Regions from separate parts of the Mus musculus genome. Here all the other regions are linked to region 3. A link is a loop called in an ENCODE intact Hi-C map of the cell type or tissue named here. Cell type or tissue: left cerebral cortex. All regions are shown on one strand.

Region 1 (2,500 bases), 290 kb before region 3:
CCCAGTGTTTCCCACGCTTCCATGTCTGCCCAGTCCCAGGGCCTGGCCCTTCCTTTGTCTTCCATGGCTTTCTCTTTTCTCCCTGGGACTTGAATGCACTTGGACCCCCTGATGAACAGCGTCCCCAGGCCCTCTGGTGCTACCCTTGGTGTGGGCTCGAGGTGGGGGCTGGTCCGGGGTGGAGCTCGCCCAGCTAGGACAGCTGGGCTCAGTAGGGGTGGAGGCCATCTCACTTTGGAGCTGCCCACTGGTTGGCTGGGGCTGGCTGCCACCCCCTGTCTGAGTGCCAGGCTGGAGCCCTCCACTGCTCTGAGGGGTGCCTCGCAGTTTACCTTTAGAAGTGTTGGGCTTTACCCTGTCCTCAGGACTCAAGACCAGCTCTGCGGCTGGGATCCCCATCCCTCCTGGTTTTCGGGGTGGTGCTGGTGGCTTCAGTGCTTTTTTGGTGGGCTCTGCTGCTCTGTGATGGGAGGTACTTGAGTAGGCTCCTGGTTTGGTGGCATTGCCCTTCTGGGAGGGACCCTCTATTCTCCCCTCAGGTGCCATGTGGTGTGTGGTCACTAGCCTCTCCTGGAGCTGAGAGGGGTGCCCTGGGGAACACCCAGGGGCACACTTGTCTCCGTTGCCTGGACTCTTGTGTTTTCCTGGGAACAGGTGAAGGGCCCTCTTTTCCCCTACCAGAGCCTGCCATTTACATGGCTCAAGGCTTCCCAAGGAAGCCTCGTGTTCTGGTTTCTCCAGGGTTCTGTTCAGCTTGCAGCAGCCGCCTGTACCTTCAGCTGAGGCAGCTGAGAAAGGAGACAGAGACGGAGGTGGAAGATCCTGGCCACTCAGTGGTAGGTTGTTCCCCCTGGGTGAGTGGTCTGCCTGGTCCACAGGGTTCTCTTGAGAACTGGGCTGGTCCAGGATGAGGCTAGGCGCTAGGGGCAGTGCAGGAAGGGACACCTCACTTGGTGTAGGGCTGGTTGTGGAGGGGATTCTGTCAGTGCTGAGCTCAGGGGGACTGAAGGGCGCCATCAGCCTGTTCTGCTTGCTGGGTAGCACATCCTGGGAGACACGGGTCTTCCTCCTAGGAACCCCTGGCCGCTTAACACTCCGGAGTGTGAAGGGCTGCAGGTCGCAACTCAGGTGCTTGCCCATGTGCCTGTCGAATTGCTCCTTCTTTGCAAAGGTGTAGTTGCAGGAGCTGCAGACAAAGGACCTCCTGATGACGTGCATGACATTGGCGCAGAGCTCACAGGCATAGAGAGGCACGTGTGGGAGCTCCTTCTCCTCTGTCACCCCGTGGGTCAGGCCCAGGTGTACCTTCAGCTCCCAGGGCTCAGGGTAGACCTGCGGGCACCGGGGACACAGGTAGACGCGCTGTGGGCTGTGCACCGCCAGGTGGCGCTGCAGCTTGAAGGGCTTGGGGAACTGCTTCCCACAGTGGTGGCAGTCACGGGAGGGGTCCTTGCAGTCCTCGTGCACTGGTACAGCTTGGAGCGGGGACTCGCCGTGGGACCAAGGGTCTGGGGACGGGGCGGGGGGCGTCTTGGCAGAGTCAGAGCAGGTGGCAGAACTGCTGGTCAGAACGGATAGGCTGCCTCCTTCGGCGCCATCTTGGCTGGGGGTGACCGAGGCACGTGCCTTGCGCTTCATCCTTCTTGGGGTTTTCTTTCCAGCGTCTCCTTCCTGCTCTGATGGCTCCCTACTGTCTTTGCCGATCGAGCGCTTGGTCCTCTGGGGTTTGGATGCTCGCTCCACAATGGTGTTCAGGAAGTGCGTGAGGGCGCTTTCCCCTTCCAAGCACCCGGGCAGGTCTCCTAAGGCTCGCCGCGCCTGGCCATTTCGGGCAAAGCGGGCTGCGTGCTCCCGAAGGTGCTGGTTGTACATCCAGACATCAGCCACCTCCTTCAGGCACATGCCACAGGCCCACGGCCCTGCTTTGCCCTGCACGTGCTTCTCCCACAAGTGCTCCCGTAGAAGCTCCCGGGAACTGAATCTGCGCTCCACGCACAGGTAGCAAGTTGGGGGCGGCGAGGGGCTGTGCGACAGCTTATGGAGATCCAGCTCGCCCAGGCTATGGAACCGCTGGAAGCACACCCTGCACTTGTAGGAGGCCCTCTTGCCCTTCACCCGCAGGTCTCTGCCTTTGGCTCGTCTGGCCCGGGCAGTTCCCTCCATTCTTTTGTCTGGAGGGCCTTGTGAATTTGCTGTGACCTGGAAGTCTAGGGCGCCTGGGTTAGAGAGTTCAACAAGGTCACTACAGGGTCTCAGAAAGCACAGGTCTTGTATCTCCAGCTGGGTGCTGAGAGCCTCAAAGTCCTTAACGTAAAGTGGGGGCAGGCTGGCATTTCCAGGAGGCCTGTTGTCATGTTCCCTTTCTAGGTTAGGGGGTTCCGGGCTCATGTCTCCAACAGAAGAGGCTGTCTCACAGGCTGGGCTACAGTGTTCCAGGTCCCGCCAGGCTGCTGGGACCATGTGCAGCTGCGGGATGGGCTCTGACCATTCATCTTGGTTC
Region 2 (2,500 bases), 250 kb before region 3:
TGGCAGGACACTTCCTGGCTTGCAATGCCAAGTTGTAAAAGGTACATGCTCCAAAGACTTGGTGGGGAGTGACATACCACTAACTTCTCCAAGGCAACTGTGGCAACTCCAGGCTTACTGTGTCGCCTGTCACTCCAGGTGATTGACAGCTAGGGGCTTGGGCTGAAACGGATCCTCCAGTAGCGGCAGGACAGAAGGCTCAGGCTGCTGTGAAGGAGTGAGAGGCCATCGCTGGGGGCATACAAGCAGCCACTGACCTGGGTCGGTGGAGGGTGGGGTCTTGTGGAGACTAAATCACTGACACTGTAAGCTCATGACTTCAGAGCTCTCTTTGGCTCTCCCACGGCCTCTACAATGCCCTGGGATACTGACAGCCTGGAGTCCACTTGCTTTGTCTCACCTTATCTCCCAGACTGAAGAAACCCTGTGCCGTCCTCTGCTGCCTTCTCCCATTCACAATAAGGAAGACACACTCTGTTGGCTCTGCCCAGTTGTTTGGGACCTGCCAGGCCAAGCTTATGGCAAAAGGGACCTGCCAGGCAAGCTTATGCCATCCTGAAGGGACTGCTGGCCAGCTGCTGCTCTCCCCGACTGGCCCCGTCAATATGCCCAAGCATTTTGCCCGCTTGTCTGTTATTTTCCGGACTTGGGTGTTGGCTGAGTAAAGACGGTTGGGACAGTGCAGGACACAGAGGCCTCGACACACCTTTGTCCCTCTAACAGGGGGAACTGGACCAGAGTCAACTGGCAGTGTGGCTCTGGACTGTCAGCACCTCTGCTGCTTTCCAGCTGTGCAACACAGGCCACTCTGACCCTCTTCATCTAGAGCACGGGGTTCCACCCATTTCACTAGGAAGATTAAATGCAGTAGTAACACGTGGCACAGTCCCCACACAGCCGGCTCAGAGGAGCCCGAAGAAAAGCCATCAACTGTCTCAGCTGGAGCCCGAGCCCCACTCAGCAGCCCGGCTGTTCCGCTTTCCTGTCTGCTATGCACATCCCTGCTTCTACCCTGGGGTCTCGGGTGCAGGACAGGGTCCAGGCCGCCACTGGAAGTCCGATTGAATCCCGCTACGATACCCTCCCCTTCCCACCATCGCCACGAGGGGCGCAGTGTCTCCGCGGTCGGCTTAGCTTAACTCCGTGGACTCCTCCAGCGGAGCTGCCCCAAAGCACAGGGTGGGTGGGGGCGCGATGGGCCTCCTGGCGGAAGCAAGAGCGTGGTGACCCTCAAGTCCGCTAGCCGGACCCCATCCCGCCCGCGGAATCAGACCTTAGGGGGTCCCGAGCGGGCGGCGGTGGAGTAGCATACGAACGGTTCCAAGTCGCAATGAATGAGTTACCGCTTCACCTCCCGCAGCCCCGTGGCTCCGACTCCCCTGGGCTCTGGTGATGCTTGCTCTGTGCTTCGCAACTCGCGGGCGACATCCCCAACAGCTCTCTCAGGGGCTGGGCCAGGCAGCCCCGAGTTCGGTACTCGGCGCCTGCAGCTCGTCTCACCGTGTGTCGGAACCCGAGGCCAGCCGTGCGCCTGGAGGGCAGCGCGGTGACCGCACCCGTCCCTGATCACCCCAGCGACGCGCACTCACCTCCGCCCCGGCCGCGCGTAGCTCCAGTTCCCGGGACGCGCGGGGCGCCCGCGCCCGGACCGCGTAGCCCCAGCGCTCATCCCCGCCCGCAGCGCCCCGGCCGCCCGCCCGCCCGTCCGCCGGGCACCGAGCCGCCGCGCTGCGCCTGGGGCGGGGTGCGAGCAGAGGGCCGCCTCCCGGGCCGGTCCGCGGGCAGCGCTCGCGCGGAGGCCGGACGCACAGCAGCGCCCCGGCTTGGGTTACACGCTTGCGCCCCCCCCCCCCCCCGCCCCGCCCCGGCTATTTTTAGCACGGCTTTTCCTAGGTGTTGGTTTCATGTGATCCACCTAGCCACGCCGGCCTGGTGGGAAACTCTCTCCCCGGTCACCAACCCTCTCCCCCCACAACACGCTCCTTGGCCAGTTCTACAGCTGGCACGCCGCTGGGCGGAAAGCCTGGCTTCAGCGCAACTTCGGAAACGGCTGCCACCATTCCACCGTGTGGCTTCCAGTCGCAGCTCTATCCATCCTTCGCTCCTCCCAGTCCCTGGGCCACCAAAAGCAACTAAACCTCTTCCTCTGGCTTCTGTCCCGGAAGGTTAGGGCCCGGGCCATAGCTGACACCTGTTTAGGGGAAAATTCAGGTTAAGCCTCCCCCTACCCCCCAGTACATAAGTCTGACACTCTAAGGTGCTGCGGCCTGGAGTAGATGTCCAGCGGGCTTCTGTCATAACACAGAGCTCGAAGTCATCAACCTTGGTGGCTTCCTACTGGGCCATCATCCAGCCTGGGGATGAGCACACTGGAACGTAGTGGGGACCGAAGGAGCTATTTAGGTCTCTAGAGACGGAGGGGCACCTTTAAGATCATCTGACAAAATGCCACATCTAACATGAACCCAAGCTTCACAGATCAGGAATCTGCCAGAGGCCA
Region 3 (2,500 bases):
CCTTTCCATCCCACTGAGCCAGGCATGGAACCTTCCAAGCCAGCAGAGTGCAAACCATGCAAAGCTCTCTTGGAGGCCACAAACCTATTTAAAAATTAGGCACAAGGCAAGTCTCAGACTAAACGGAAAGTTTTCTATGATCAAGTAAAAATTATAAATATTACCCCCGCAGAAAACATAGGCAATAGTCAGCCAGAGATAGAAAGAGAAAAGAAGCAACATACATGGGCCAAGTTCATGGCCAGGTGCAAGGAAAGATGAGTCCAGCTGCTTAAGCCAAGAAACAAAGTTGGAGCAACTCAGGCCGTTCCAGCAGAGCCTGTGTTTGGTTTCGGTCTAAGTGAAACCAGCCCCATGGAAGCACCAGGGCAGATATCCGGGGCGAGGGCAGATCAGTAACAGCGGCGCCTGGGCTGGCACGGAGCGCTTTCCCAGGGTGGCCTGCGGAGCCTCGGTCTTCTGGACTTACCATCGCACTTTGTTGCAGGTCTGGGTGGCGCCAAGTGGGGAACCTGCCACCATGGGGACCTGGATGGGACTGTGCTGTTTATTGGTGACCAGGTCTAGCTTCTCTTCCAGAGATTTGCAAGTGGCCTCGAGAGCTTGCAGCTTGGCCTCAATGCTATCCAACCGCAAACATATCGTCTGGTTAATAGAGTACAGGAAAGACTGGAAATGAAAACAGAAAAGCTTCAGAGAGGATGTCTTCCACTGTGAGCAGCAAGTCCTTAGGACCCTAGCTGGCTCCTAAGTCCACCCAGTGTATTTCAGCTGAGTGAGCCCTGGGCCGAGCCAACATATTCAGTGAGGAGCCCTGGGCCGTGCACAGGGATTCAGCCCTCTGTGTCTAATAAGCCCTTGCAATCTCACCTTTCCTGAGGCCATGGAGTAATAAGCTTGTCACTATGCTCATCCAAATATTTATACAGTAAAGCTACAAAATTTTTCTAATGCTGAAAGATAAGACTACTATCCAAACCCTGAAAACCAAAAAAAGATGGCTGGACACAGCTATACCTCACTGAAATCTGTCAATGACCCCTTCCAGGGACCTTCTAAATATCAAGTGTGCCACCTAGTGGCCCACAAGAGGAGCAGTTTCCAACTAGCAAGCTGGAAGTCAGCAGCAGGCCATGTGCTCGGTAAGCTCAACAGGATGGCTTTGCTCTCCCAAGGGCCAGTCCTGTCACAAGCTACCATGTACATGGCGCACACAGGAACTCTACTGTGAAGAGAGGCCTCCCAGGCAACATTCTGGGTGCCAGGAAATCATTCAACTGTGTATGGCCAGCAGCCGCTGAAGAAAACACAATGAGGATTCGGCTGGAAGAGAAATGCAGCCTCAGGCACCTCAGGAAGAAGGTGCTAGCCTATGAGAACAAAGGGTCAGGCCAGCGCTGGACCTCAGAGCACAGGCAGGCAGAACAGCGTGTCCCTCTGCACCCAGTCCAAGTTAATGGGAGCCATCTCTGCTCTAACTTGAAAGGGAATCACGGAGCAGAATCACAATCATAACAGCCACAGAAGCAGATACCACACCAACAACAACCGGGTGTGGCAAAGCACGAATGCATGGGTCAGAGCATTCTGAGTAGCCAGGCACGGCCCTGAAGAACCCTGAGCTTGCTCTATTTCTCTGCTATGCACAGCAGTCAGGAGCAGCCATGGGAAAGTGCTGCATACCCAAAGCCCTCACATCTGCCCCAACTCAGCACATCCTCTGCCAGAGCCAGCACCACTTAGAGAAGATTCCTTTTCTTCAGTGCTACGGGCCTTACTCCTCCATTTCCTGTCATTAACCAGCACCCTGAACCCTGGCTTAAAGGCCTCTTTTCACAGAAAGACACTAGTAAGAAGAAGGTTAAGGAGAAGACCTGACGCTCCCCGCTAACCATGCTCTCTAGGGGCAAGGCTGTGCCTGCGAGGGAACAAGCAGCAGCGCTCAGCTCATCCCCAGTGTCCACTCGGCTATCAACGGAGCAGCGTCGGCAGTGCAGGCAGACACCATGACAACTACATGGTGGCCAACTGAGAGAGGAAAATCCCTGTTACAGACTAACTAACATCTCAAGCAAACCCATAGAGGAGAAGAGAGACAGCATTCTTCCTGACACTGCTCCACGGGTCAGGTGCCCACAAACAGCCCTGACCTGTCTGGTGAGAATTACTTTGGCAATTTGGTACGTGAATGTCTTCCAATCCCGTGACAGCACTCGGCTGCATGCGACAGCACACATGCAGTGTCTCCAGCAGACCCCAGGCAGCTGCTTTCCTCCATGGTCTGTTTCTCTGTGTGCTCTATGCTACAGTTAAGGTCACGGGTTACTTTGAGATCTGATACTGTCAAGGTGGATTTCACTCAATATTTTTTGAGATAGCTTCTTTCTATGTAGCCCTGGCTGTTCCAGAACTCAATATGTACACCAGGCTGGCCACAAACTCAGAGATCTGCCTGCCTCTGCCTCTCAAGTGCCAGGGTTAAAGGTGCGTGGTGCCCCTT

Evidence for each region. Peaks named below come from ENCODE experiments on the same cell type or tissue, not always from the same donor. Only the 100,000 strongest peaks of a DNase experiment are listed, where the experiment ranks them.
Region 1: a loop joins it to region 3, with 4 times the contacts of the local background. A loop is called at or near these places in 26 of 42 quality-filtered maps.
Region 2: a loop joins it to region 3, with 4 times the contacts of the local background. A loop is called at or near these places in 6 of 42 quality-filtered maps.

The regions. Positions count from the first base shown.
Region 1 is chr8:122,268,511-122,271,010 of GRCm38, reverse strand. It overlaps Zfp469 (zinc finger protein 469), which reads right to left. Exons shown (of 3, transcript NM_001362883.1): 3 at 1-2,500. Among named protein-coding and RNA genes, the nearest start is that of Zfpm1, 12 kb to the left of the region's middle. In left cerebral cortex, a CTCF peak has its summit at 1,380 (motif pointing right); DNase peaks (open chromatin) are centred at 1,463 and 1,878; H3K4me3 peaks cover 656 bases; H3K27ac peaks cover 647 bases.
Region 2 is chr8:122,229,501-122,232,000 of GRCm38, reverse strand. Zfp469 (zinc finger protein 469) reads right to left here and starts at 1,727. Exons shown (of 3, transcript NM_001362883.1): 1 at 1,590-1,727. In left cerebral cortex, a CTCF peak has its summit at 1,096; DNase peaks (open chromatin) are centred at 1,131 and 2,032; H3K4me3 peaks cover 1,569 bases; H3K27ac peaks cover 686 bases.
Region 3 is chr8:121,976,724-121,979,223 of GRCm38, reverse strand. It overlaps Banp (BTG3 associated nuclear protein), which reads right to left. Exons shown (of 14, transcript NM_016812.4): 4 at 470-669. It overlaps Mir7237 (microRNA 7237), which reads right to left and starts at 1,200; the gene lies at 1,138-1,200. In left cerebral cortex, a CTCF peak has its summit at 1,080 (motif pointing left); a DNase peak (open chromatin) is centred at 1,079.